Regions from separate parts of the Homo sapiens genome. Here region 1 is linked to region 2. Evidence: read pairs that join two places in POLR2A ChIA-PET (ENCODE). Cell type or tissue: PC-9. All regions are shown on one strand. Each heading gives the region's core, and the rest is flanking DNA. Links, peaks and the distances in the headings are about the cores only. Region 1 has its middle 220 kb from the start of EPHA4. Region 2 overlaps DES (desmin).

Region 1 (6,518 bases), core at 1,423-3,922, 1.9 Mb before region 2:
ATTTGAGGCTTCTGTTCCGGTGATGGGGGTATTTCATTGAGTGCCGTCACCCGCTTTGAATTTATGGTCACCAGCAGAAAGCTGGGGACTGTAAATTCTGAGTCCTGCTTATTAGAACCCAAGAGCATTTGACAATGCACATAATTAATGATCATTTGCTAAAAGTATTTTGGGGGATTTTATTCAAACAAAGTAAAAAAGAAACACATTAAATATTAGTCCTGTTATATATTATGGGACATTATATCCATTTGTGTGCCCATAAATCATTTAGCTATGAATACTTAAGAAGAGCAAGAAAATGATACCCTCTGTACACTCTGAGATAATATTGTCTTAGTATTTGATTACGGGCATGGTGTCCTTAATGGACATTTTCATGCTCGGTATCCAATGTCCAGTTGGAGCGGGGACACCAAGAAATGGTAACAGGAGGATGTTAGACCAAGATCAACCAGAGTTCAGGAGTGTGAAATTGGTGATGAAATGACTTTTACTGGGCTTGTCAGAAAGCTCCCTTTTCTCTCTTTTATTGTATGGCTTTCCAACACTTGATTTTGTTGCCCCTCTGTGCGTGCACACACACGTGTGTGTGTGTATGTGTGTACTATTTTTTAGGGGGATGGTATTAAAAATATTTGGCCTGGTTTGACTATCTTTTTATTGGGTCAAAGAAAGAGAAGAGGGCAATGGCTGCTTCTGTGAGAACTAGAAGAATAAACCTGACTAGTAAAGAATATTTATTTGTTTTGAACAGCTACCAAAAAATCATTGCAATTTGGGTTACATCAGAGCCAAAGCTTTGTCTCCACACACAGGGCAACATAGAAAAATTTTTAAAAAGACGGAAAGAAATATTGCCTGAGAAATTTAGATACCCAATACAGGCTTCGTGGAGTGATGAGAAGATTCGAGGGATTTGTTTTGAGTGCTGATCCCCATGGACATGTCTTATGATTTCGGACAAAGCACTTCAACTTTCCGGCTTTAGTGTAAATTTCTAAAAATGAAGGAAAATCGATCAGTAAGATCACTAATGATCATCTAATTGCCAATATTTATGATTCTAAATTGACACTTTCAGGAAACACACAATCACAAAAAAATGTGAATTTTTGGTTCAAAAGATCCATGTATTTGTTTTATGTCTCTGCTTCACTAAACTCAGGCAGTCTATGTCTGACTGCCACTGTATATCATTCCTACGTGTAAAGTATAAGCATTTACTGGCTGTCAGGGAATAAAAAAGGGGTCCAAAAATTATTTAATGTCAGAGAAGCAAAATGTGGGAGAGCTTTAAGAAGTATTTTAAAAATTTGAACTGGGTGCGAATCTTTAAAGTTTGGCTGAAGAGAGCAAAGGACTTCAAATATTTATTTAGATGGATGAATAAAATATTGACAAGTAAATTGACTTCTTTGGGGTTGTTGATATTTCTTGGTAGTATCTGGATACCAATAGCGTAAAACTTAGAACTCAGGACTGCTAACTCAAATGGTCATTATATCCATCACAATTTTTAAATGTGGTGATTCAGACATAATAGTCCAAATGAAAGTTATAAGAGTAAAGATATACCATTTTTTAACTTAAATGTAATAACACATAACTAGGCAGCCTTGCCCAGTTTTATACCAATTATTTGAAGAGAATGAATATCTATATTTACACACATACATATTGTGTATGTATATATATGCATATATATATATATAATATTTTTATTTGTTCAGTGTCTGCCACTGTTCTTCTCTAGATCATGAGCCCCTCATCACAGTAAATTTTTAAATTATTATTCTGAAATTTAGGCCATCTTTGGTTTAGGAAACTTACATTTTGTGGCTTTCCAGAATTTATACTGAATGGATGTGGAAGAAGATGAAAATTATATTTTAAATCAACACATACCCATGAGTATGAGATCTTGAACCCATTTTAACTGTTTAAATTAAAAATTTTCCCAATGGAACTTATATGAAAAGATTTACTTGCATAAAATGTGGTACCTTTGAAATAAATATTCTCTCAATGTGTCTTATTCATGTTCAGCCAAGTTGAAGAAAAAAATATCGACCAGTCACACATTGTGTTTTGAATTTCAAGGGATCTTTAGAGATAGAGATGGGGACACTGGCACCCACTCTTGTCAGAAGTTGGCTGATGAGCCAACAGCTGAATCTTTTCTTCTCCAGGGCAGCATTTAGGTTTTAGTCCCCAGTTGTGCCTGCCTGTAAGCCAAGAAAAAAACAACAAAAAAAGCACAATGTGTTTTAAATAATGCAACCAAATCCATTTTTGGGCAAAGGCAGTTAGAGATTTATAAAAGACAGCAGCCAGGAAATTTCTCTGCTGGTGTGGTTGGAAAAAAAGCAATCTTCCCATCCTTATTAGCCTGTTTCCATTTCTTAGACACCAAAGAAGCACCAAGAGGAGGAAATTGGTATATTGGTATACCAATTAGAGGAAAATGCTAACATCTGTTAGCATGGGTGGTGAGTATTCATTTGTTTGTTACATTGATCTTTATAGCTTTCTGAATGTGTGAGAATTTTTGTAATTAAAAAAATTAGATGAATTTGGAACCAAGCCTTGGGCTTCAAATCCCCATCACCTTACTTTCTAGCTATAGTAGCCTGGGGCCAGTTATTTCACTTCTCAGAGTCCCAGCTCCCTCATCAACATAATATGAATAATAATTCCCAACTTTGGGGTTGATGTGAGTATCTCAGATCATGTATATAGTGGCTGACAAGTGTCTGGTTTCTCATTGGTTGTGACTGGCACCCACCCATCAAAACTTAGCTGAGAAAACCCGTCTCCAGGGAAAATGTCTTGGAAGTTATTCACTGCATCTGTTCTTTTAGATCTCTATATTTACTTCTAGATTAAGTCAGGTCACCACAGATCTGTGTTTCTGCACAATATCATTCATGCCAAAGGCATGTCAAGATGTTTACACTCCATTGTCCTTGGGAAAGGTGCCACAGGCTTTTAGTAGGGAGCCTTCTTCAAATGTCCAATGAAACTTCTGTGTGCTCCCTGTTAGCCTGCTATGGGCTTGTGGTTCACTGGACTCTTCTCAATGGCCCCCATGGGAGAGATTCCTGTCTGGTCTTAACATCCCAAATAATTGTGCTTCTTCTGAGTGACTCCTTTGTATTTCTCTTACAAACATTATAAATTGTTAAACTGATTGGGCTTTTCTTTAGGAGCTGATAGCTAGGAACTTGAGAGCCAAATTAGTGATTCACCCAGAACAGTTGTATGAGTTTTTATGGTGTAAAGCTTCATATTATCTTTATTCCAAAAATCTATTTTATATCTGTACTTAAAAAAAAAAAAACTTTTCCCTACTTATTTTAAATTTGTTTCATAATGCTGTATATTGAGTATTCATGTAAGTCATCTTAAATTCTTTGGTAGAACAAGAAACCAGATGGCATATAACTGAATCAAGTAAATAATATACAGCACTCAATATTATTGAGAATAATAGAAATATCAGGTACAACTAAAAAGAGAGAAAAATGAAGGCAGTAAATGTTCTTAAAGAAGATGTCTAGTATCACAGCAAGCCTGAATATTCTTAAATGGCAGAAAATAAATACATACTAGTTTCATTAAGAAAAATAGTTAATGCGAAATAATTGTCTTTCTTCTGAGTGACTCTATATGGAATACATGATATATGCTAGGCACTACTGTGGACTACAGTGAGAAGACCAGGGTAGCAATTTTAGATCACCTTGCAGGGTAAAGAAAATTGGTTTTAGAAATTGGAATTTGGAAACAGGCATGACTGATGATCATGGGTATGGAAAATGGGAGAGAAGAATTGTTGGATTATCATGTTGTGTTGTGAGGAAAAGAAAACAATAAAAGCACAAAATGAAAAGGAGACTCAAGTTATGTTGTCATGTGGAAGAGAAATGGTGCTGTGCTGGGTAGGTAATGGATGCCTAAGGAATAGGTCATGTGTGTAATGTGGCCAGGGAAACTTGGCTAAGGATAGTGGGTTCAGTTTGAGGAGGGAGCTGAGGAACTGGTTGAAGACCAATAACTTGGCTAAGAACAGAAATGTCCAGATCTCAAAGTGTAATCCCTTTCCTGGCCACATAGGAGTTGCAGCCACTTCACATCTGAGGTGAGGTGCAGGACCCTGGGGCCACTGGTGTCTGGTGGTTGTCTACTATTTTTTACATAGGAACTGGGAAATTGTTACAAAGGTCTTGATATAGCTTTTGTTATGCAAACTCAGAGCTGACTGACTTACAGTATTCCTTACTTAGTCTAAAGTTATCTCAAACATTGCTTCATAATATTTTATTTCAGAGTTAAGGAGAGTTCAGCCAGGAGCAATGGCTCACGCCTGTAATCCCAGCACTTTGGGATGCTGAGTCAGGAAGATCACTTGAGTTCAGGAATTTGAGACCAGTCTGGTCAACCTGGCGAAACCCCCTCTCTACTGAAAATACAGTAACTAGCTGGGCATGGTGGTGAGCACCTGTAGTCTCAGCCACTCGGAGGGCTGAGATACAAGGATCATTTGAACCTAGGAGGTCTAGGTTGTAGTGAGCCTTGATTGTGCCACTGGGAACCAGCCTGGGCAACAGAGTAAGACCCTATCTCAAAAAGAAATAATCTAAGTGTGTCCCAGAAGGTTTATTTTTATTCTAGATCTAGGTTCATTTCTGGGAGCCCTTCAGACAACCTGGGACAATTTTGGAGTATACTGGGTCTGGGGTAAATGTCACAGGCAAAAACTGAAAGAAGAAAAAAAAACCTTCTCATTTTTAATATAGAATGTTGCTATTTTCAAAAGTCTTCTACGTATACAACTCTTTCACTATTATAAATAGTGTGATCTCTTCTGACTCAAGGTATAAATATAATCACCTCTGTATGTTTTAAAATTATTTGCTGCTGCTTCTTTTTTTTTTTTTTTAGACGGAGTCTCACTCTGTCACCAGGCTGGAATGCAGTGGTGCAGTCTCAGCTCACTGCAACCTCTGCATCCCAGGTTCAAGCAATTCTCCTGCCTCAGCCTCCCAAGTAGCTGGGATTACAGGAGCATGCCACCACGCCCAGCTAATTTCTGTATTTTTAGTAGAGATGGGGTTTCACCAGGTTGGCCAGCATGGTCTCAATCTCTTGACCTCTTGATCCGCCCGCCTTGGCCTCCCAAAGCGCTGGGATTACAGGTGTGAGCCACTGCGCCCAGCTAAAATTATTTGCTTCTTTGCTCACTTGTACTACTGTAGTACTCATATAAAATTTAGTACTTTCTTTATGGGGTCTACCACCACAAAATAGTTCAAGAACACTGGGAACTTTAGTCCAAAGATATTTGGTACTTTTCAAAGTGCCAAAGGTAGTAGAAGCTGGGGGAGGAGGAAGAGAAAGAGGGGGAAGGATGGGAGGAGAAGCAGAGAGCATGAGAATCTAATCAGTCTATTACTATTGTTGCCTCTTGGAGCCCAGAGTGTTTCTTTTGAAGGCTGATCATGTACATTCAAAGACAAGGCTTGGCTGCTGCTTCCAGGACCTGCTTCTTGTGTCCTTTCTCAGGACACAGTGGTGACCCTGATTTTTGCTCCTTAGATCATACTTCATTGCCCAGTAATTGTGCCCTAAAGCCTACCACCATACCAACCTGACATCCTTACCCTTCCCGGGCACTGAACCTTGAGTGCTACCTTGTTCCAGGCTAACAAGTCACTTTGACTTCATATCACTGTGAGTAGGAATGTGGGTCTTGAACGATCCTCCCCCAACGACTCTGAGTTCCTTACACAAACTGATCTGCTCCTCCACCTTGACCAGCTTTTCATATTAGAGTTCTTAATGAAAGACAGTCTTGACTTAGACATGCAAAATTTTGTTACACTTTTTGTCCCAGACAATGAGAATCTATTCACTCTACATTCGTATAAGTCAGACATTCAGGAGACTCTACCTAGAACAAAGAAGGTCTGTTTTAGCACGATTTATTCTCCATCCCCAGATGTAAGAGAGATTGGTATGTGTTTTCAGTGTCTTTTACTGGGTACCCACATCCTCCAAGGCAGCTGGTACTATTTATGTCCATCTCCTGGATGAGGAAGCTGAGATCAGGAAGCTCAAGTGAGTTGTTCAAGGTCTCATGGTGATACATTGTGACTCAGTGAGTCTGACCTCTCAACACAGTGGCATTAGCTAAAGGGCAGAGGCTTTAGCAGTAACTTGGAAAGCTTATTAATCACATTGACTAATACAACATGTATGCTGGCTAATACCTTTGTATTAATGAAATAATGAATATGCATGTGGATATGTTTTTATAGAAACATGGTTTTACAGTAGGAGAATATAAAAAGAGAAATGACGATTTGTTCTAAAAACATTCCATAAACAAAATCTTGTTCTTATAGTAAAACCAATGAGAAAGTGTAACAATAATGCAGTGGACTTTTCTAGAGTTTTTTTTGACTCAGCCTTTGCAAACAGAAACATTTAGAGAAGAAACTCAAGAGACTCTC
Region 2 (6,518 bases), core at 1,308-3,807:
TGAAACCTCATCTCTACTAAAAATACAAAAATTAGCCAGGCCTGGTGGCACACACCTGTAATCTCAGCTACTTGGGAGGCTAAAGCAGGAGAATTGCTTGAACCCGGGTGGCAGAGGTTGCAGTGAGCCGAGATGGCACCACTGCACTCCAACCTGGGCAACAGAGTGAGACTCCATCTCAATAAGAAAGAAAGATAAGAAAGAGAAAGGAAGGAAGGAAGGAAGGAAGGAAGGAAGGAAGGAAGGAAGGAAGGAAGGAAGGAAGGAAAAGAAAGAACCTGTAAAGATTGTTACAAGGAGGTAAGCACTGTGGACAAAGCTTAAGGCAAATGTGAGTGTGGTGGGAGATTGCACTTTCAAATAGGGTGTGGCTGGAGTTGGCCCCACTGGGAACATTTGAGCCAATCTTGAGTAAGAAAGCAAATGATGCAAATGTCTGGGGAGGGCTGCTTCTGGCAGAGGTGGGAATATGCCTGGTGGGCTCCAAGACGAAGGCCAGAGAGGATGGAGGGAGCAAGGGGAGAGTGGAAGGAAATGGGTCAGACAGGCAGCAGAAGCCAGATGGCCTAGAATTTTGCAGGCCATGGCGCTTTTGTTCCTGGTGAAATGAGAAGTCATCTTAGGGCTTTGAGCAGAAGAATTACATGATCTGACTTACGTTGTAGTAATGACATTAAATTATTATATTAAATATTCAAATGAAGATTAACTATTTAAAAGGGCCTGGCACAGAGCCTGGAACATGACTTGCCTTCTGCCTTCCTAGATCCATAATTGGGGCATTCGTTGATTTGCGTGCAGGAGTCTGTGGGCCTGGGTAGGGAGGGCACAAGTCCATGCAAGTCACTGGTGCCCTCTTCTGGGAGGAGCCCACACTAGCTGTGACAGCTGGAAGCCGTCAGGCTCTGGCCAGGCCAGGCCAGGCACTTGGGACAGCTGGCTGCAAGTCACTCGTCTGTCCCTCAGCATGGGCCCCACAGTGCCCTGCAGCCTGGCGCCTAGCTGGGTGTGTGTGCTGCCAGTCTGCCCTGTCTTGCGATCACAAGCCTCTGGTGTCATGGAAAGAGATCTGAGCTCCAGAGGCCAGGGAGCCTGGAGCCCAGTCCTCCTTTGCTACAGACTGCTGTGTGACCTTTGCAGGTCACCCTACCTCTCTGGAGGTGCCACTGGGCACTTCTTAAGCCATAATGATGTACCACATGCCTGGCACATGGGAAAAATCTCAGTAAGTGTTCATTGAATCAGTGAATAAAGTGGGGGCCATCAGCCCTTCCTGGTGAATATTTAATTTAGAGAAAAGTAAGTAAAAGTGCGCAGTAGGTATTCATTCATTAAGTATTTAAATATTTAATGAGTACCTACTATTCTTCCAGGCATTCTTCTGGGCACTTGGGATACAATAGTGAATAAAATGGATTAAAATTCTACCCTTAGGTAGCTGACGTTTTAGGTGTTAAATCGAAGGTTATTGAAGCATTTGCAGATGTGCCTTGGGTGAGCTTGTGGTGAGAGGAAGGAGGGAGGGGGTGAATGAGTAGAATAGGACAGGGGCCTCAAGGGACGGGGGTGAAAATATACCTGGAGTGGACAGACAGGCAGGAAAATGTCTGCTGATCCATCAGTCCTGGCATATGGTGCCTGCCTCCATGATCCCTTCCATTACACCCTGTCTGCTGGGGTCAGAGCTGGTCTGGGCCTGATCCTTTGGGTCCGGTGGGAAGCCGATCAGCATTCTATGAGCCCTGTTACTTCTTGATGTTCAGAGTCTTGAAGGTTAAGACCCCAGAGCCCAAGGAGCAGGAAGAGGCTTTGCCGTGGAGGTGTTTTTTTTTTTTTTTTTTTTGAGACAGAGTCTCCCTCTGTTGCCCAGGCTGGAGTGCAGTGGCGCGATCTCGGCTCACTGCAAGCTCCGCCTCCCGGGTTCATGCCATTCTCCTGCCTCAGCCTCCTGAGTAGCTGGGACTACAGGCACCCACCACCACGCCCGGCTAATTTTTTTTTTTTTTTTTTTTTGTATTTTCAGTAGAGAGGGGTTTCACTGTGTTAGCCAGGCTGGTCTTGAACTCCTGACCTTGTGATCCACACGCCTCAGCCTCCCAAAGTGCTGGGATTACAGGTGTGAGCCACCGTGCCCCGCCCCTGTTGTTGGGTTTTTGTTTTGTTTTGTAGAGATCGGGTCTTGCAGTTTCCCAGGCTGGTCTCAAACTCCTGGGCTCAAGTGATCCTCCCACCTTGGCCTCCCAAAGTGCTGGGATTATAGATGTGAGCCACTGCAGCCGGTGGAAACCCAAATCTGTTTTGGTTTGTATTTGCCCATTCTCTGGGTTCCCTTGGTCACAGCTCAGCTCTTATGAAGAGAGGCAAAGATTAGAACCAGAATTTCTAGTTCCAGGCAGGCTGTGCTCAAAGAATCCTTCCCCACCTGGGGGATAGAGGGTGGCTCTGGGCCTTCTTTCTTCTCTGGGGACAAGTGGGTAGCAGTCACAGGAGACAGGTGTGCTGAGAAGGAAGAGCTTTATTTCAGAACTGTCCCCAGCTGGAAGGGGCCACCAAAGAAGCGGTGAGTTCTCGGGCTCTGGAGACATTCAGGCAGAGTTTGAGGAATGCTCATGAAGGATGTGGGGCAGGGCTGAGAAGGGGGTTTCTGCACCTCAAGGATCATTGCCTGGGAGCCTTCTGAGGTCTGACTCTGAGAGCCTGAGATTCCTACATTCCTTCCACCTTAGTGACTAGTCTATACCTAAGCATTTGGTGGGCTGGGGGGTGGGAGGGGAACTGCCTCCAAAACCTCCCCTAACCCATGTGTCCCTTTATCCTTTGTGGGACAGATAAGTGCACATAACTCATTCAGGGGAAAGAAGGATTCCAGAAACTACTCACAGATATACACACCCCCTCTAATCCACCTGAGCCCAGCCCTGTCCAGGTGTTTCCAACACAGAGAAGCTGGCTCAGACTCCAGGGCCCCCAACAGACTCAAGGATAAGAAGCCCCTTACCCATCCCTCCTCCTCCATCCCAGTACAAAGACATTGGAAATGGGACTTTCAATTTCATTTCCTGTGAGGGTCATTGTGGAGTTTCTCTACAGGTTGACTGGGGTAGTTCTGGGGCCTGTAGGGTTCACCCTATTTGAGGACTGAGGGGAATGAAATGACCATGAGTCACCAGTGGCAGAGGGAGGGGACATGGGGCTACACCCCAGGTCCTCCTGGGGCAAAGCTGAAGAATAAAACAGAGAAGGGGACTTCTTAGAGAGAGGGGTGACTTGTGAGCCAGGGCCACATTAAAGGAGGGGAAGAAAGAGACACCAGAGAGGCTTTTGGAAGTTTCTGGAAAAGTCAGTTTGGAAGGTCAGATTAAGGACCTTAAGACTAAAACCTCCTGAGGTTTATTTAACATACAAACTGTCTGAGCTTATTATCTTTGTGATCTCTACCCTCTTCCTGACTCCTTTAAAGGATAATCCCTGAAATCTCAGAGGAGAAACTTGAAGGCTGAGGCCTACATGGATCCATCGTTTCCTACATCTTTGATCCACTGGAATATTTTTAGAAGGAGTAAAAGAGAGACAGCCTTCACTCTGCCCCCTACCCCACCTCTTAGCTATCAAAGTGCTCCAAACCCTATACTGAATCATTAAGTTTTCCCCACAAATTCAAAATGCCTCCTTTAACATGTGTATGTCTCCTGTATGTGAGTCTTGTTCTAAACACACTATTTTGTTCATTAATATTTGTATATTTCCTCTTCATTAACAAATCTGTTAATTATCATAGCCTTCTAATATATTTTGATGTTCTTTCTATGATTTCCTAATTTTTTTCCTTTTTCTTTTTTTGAGACAGAGTCTCACTCTGTCACCCAGGCTGGAGTTAGTGGTACAATCTCAGCTCACTGAAGCCTCGACCTCCTGGGCTCAAGCTATCCTCCCACCACAGCCTCCCAAGTAGCTGGAACTACAGGCTCATACCACCATGCCAGGCTAATTTTTTATTTTTTGTAGAGTCAGGGTCTCGTTACATTGCCCAAGCTGGTCTCAAACTCCTGGGCTCAAGAGATCCTCCCACCTCAGCCTCCAAAAGTGCTGGGATTACAGGTGGAGTCACTGTGCCCAGCCTCCTAATTTTTTTCATACGTCTTACACTCCCCTCCCATCTTCTCCAATTCTCTTAAAATTTTTATTTGGTATTTTAATTGAGATTGCATGGCATTGAAATTATAGATGAATGGAAAATGAATTGACTTCTCTTCAGAGTATTGAACCTTCTTATCGAAGCACAGAACAGATCTTTCCATTTTTCCAAACATTATTTTTCCTGAATTGGCTCCTGTGTATAAAAATAGTATTGGAAGGAGTTAATAGAAAGAGGCCATTGGCTCACATCTGTAATCCCAACACTTTGGGAGGCTGAGGTAGCAGGAGGAGCAATTGAGCCCAGAAATTCAAGACCAGCCTCAGCAACACAGAAAGACCTTGTCTCTACAAAAAATAAAAAGCTAGCCAGGCATGGTGGTGTGAACCTGTGGTCCCAGCTACTTGGGAGGCTGAGGTGGGAGGATCGCTTGAGCTCAGGAAGTCCAGGCTGCAGTAAGCCGTGATCACACTGCTGCACTCCAGCCTGGGTGACACAGCAAGACTCCATCTCAAAAAGAAAAAAAGAGAGAGAGAAAAAAAAGGGGCTGTTGGCATCTTTGAAGAAGGGACTGGGGGAGCCCTACTTCAGAGCCAGTCAGTGGGGAGCAGCTACATCCTTCAAAAGGAATAGCAGGTGGTGTCCCCCAGCCTGGCTGACCTGAAGGTGTAGTAGAGAGCACAAGGGGTGCAGTCCTGGAACTGGGGCCTAACGAGAGGTATTTGTGGTTCCCCAACAAAAGCCCTGTCCAGCCCTCCCTGCCCCATACACTGCATACAGACATCAAGGCCAGGTGGCTCTGGGAACAGAAGTGGGCGCGAGGCCCTGGGGAAAGTCTGGCTGGGTAGAAGGTCAGTATAGTCCATCTCAGGGTGACAGGTTGTATCACAGGGCCCCAGGGGCCCCACAGGAGACCTGGCAGTCAAGACAACAGGGGCCAGCTTGGCTTGTGTGTGAATCTCTTTATTGTTTCTCTCCAGAGCCCCTGCAGCAGGGGAGGGGAGGGCGTGGGGAGGTGGGCGCCCCTCCCACCAGCCTGAGACCGCTCTCTGCCTCTCTCCTCTCCTCTCTTCTCCAGCATCTCACCCACTTTCTCTCCTTCTCAATCTCCTGCTCCCACCTCCAGCACCTTCGGGGATTCCCTCTTGTAGCCCCTGCTTTCTAAGTCCACCCTGGGCTGGGGAAAGGAAAGTAAGAGACCACGGGGACAATTTCAAGCCCCCCAGTCTCCACAGGGGCTAGTCCCCCTGGCTACCTGCCTGGCTTTCTCTCTCCTGGGCTAGGGGCTGGGGAGGTCTGCGGGGCTCAGTCCTGGCCCTGCAGTATCCCAACACCCTGCTCTGGGGCTGTCTCCAGAGCCAAAGGCTAGTGCCTGAGGTCACAGAGGTGGGAGGGACAGGGCCACCGCTCCCGCCTGGGCTCCATCCAGCACAAGAGCCAGGCTCACTCACTGCCAACAGCCAAGGCTCACAGCTGGGGTCCGCAGAGGTGGCCGGGGCATGCCCTGTGACCAGGCAGGGATGGGCTATGTCGCTGTTGGGGACCACGAGGGATGGCCAGTGAGGAGGGGTCAGAGGCTGTGAGGGGAGGACTGAGGCTGGGTGTGGTGTCCTGGGATGGAAGAAGGCTGGCTTCAGGGAGCAGTGAGGACAGGGGTGAGGACGGTCTCTGGTGGCAGAGGGTCTCTGTCTTTAGAGCACTTCATGCTGCTGCTGTGTGGCCTCACTGACGACCTGGGGAGGAAGAGAAGCCCAGTCCAACCATGTGCTAGCCAGAGAATGGAGCCTCAGCCCTGAGCCATCCCCACCCCAGGGCCGCAGGATCTCTCTTGCCCCACTAGCCAGGGACCTAGACCAGCACAGCTGGGTGGAAGACAGTCCCCCCAGACACATCCATAGCCCCCACCAAGGGTAAGGAGCCCAGACAGACCACTTACCTCCCCATCCCGTGTCTCGATGGTCTTGATCATCACCGTCTTCTTGGTATGGACCTCAGAACCCCTTTGCTCAGGGCTGGTTTCTGTAACAGGGTCCATCGCACACTCAGCCTGACCAAGTCCAGGCTGGGCTATACCAGGGGCTGGGAGTCCATCTGGGGCCACATTGGGCAGAGCCCTAGCAGACCCCAACCCCCCTCAAGACAGGCTTGTTACTTCTTCAAGACTTTAACACCTTTCCTTCAGCCCAGCACCCAGCAGGTGGTTCTGCAGTCCCCAGCGCCTGTCCCATAGTTTAGATGGTCTCAGGAGCCAACAGATTTGCTCCATGTGCAGGATGGTGCAGGAGGGTAGGGGACACCTGAGGCCCAGGCTGCACAGCACTGACATTCCCCATCCCTCCTAGTTCCTCTCCACCCCCAGGCCCCAGGAGAGCCCTGCACACAT

Evidence for each region. ChIA-PET counts read pairs that join two places held together with the same protein. Peaks named below come from ENCODE experiments on the same cell type or tissue, not always from the same donor. Only the 100,000 strongest peaks of a DNase experiment are listed, where the experiment ranks them.
Region 1: POLR2A ChIA-PET joins it to region 2 with 10 read pairs; 1 of 35 experiments calls an interaction of 5 or more read pairs at or near these places.

What each region holds. Positions count from the first base shown.
Region 1 is chr2:221,347,260-221,353,777 of GRCh38, reverse strand. No RefSeq gene overlaps it. Among named protein-coding and RNA genes, the nearest start is that of EPHA4, 220 kb to the left of the region's middle. In PC-9, for the core only: no CTCF peak of the experiment used is centred there; a DNase peak (open chromatin) is centred at 2,927.
Region 2 is chr2:219,425,299-219,431,816 of GRCh38, reverse strand. It overlaps DES (desmin), which reads right to left. Exons shown (of 9, transcript NM_001927.4): 8 at 6,072-6,154; 9 at 5,083-5,868. The coding sequence ends at 5,827. Among named protein-coding and RNA genes, the nearest start is that of SPEG, 6.3 kb to the left of the region's middle. RefSeq lists an enhancer at 1-2,667. In PC-9, for the core only: no CTCF peak of the experiment used is centred there; a DNase peak (open chromatin) is centred at 2,366.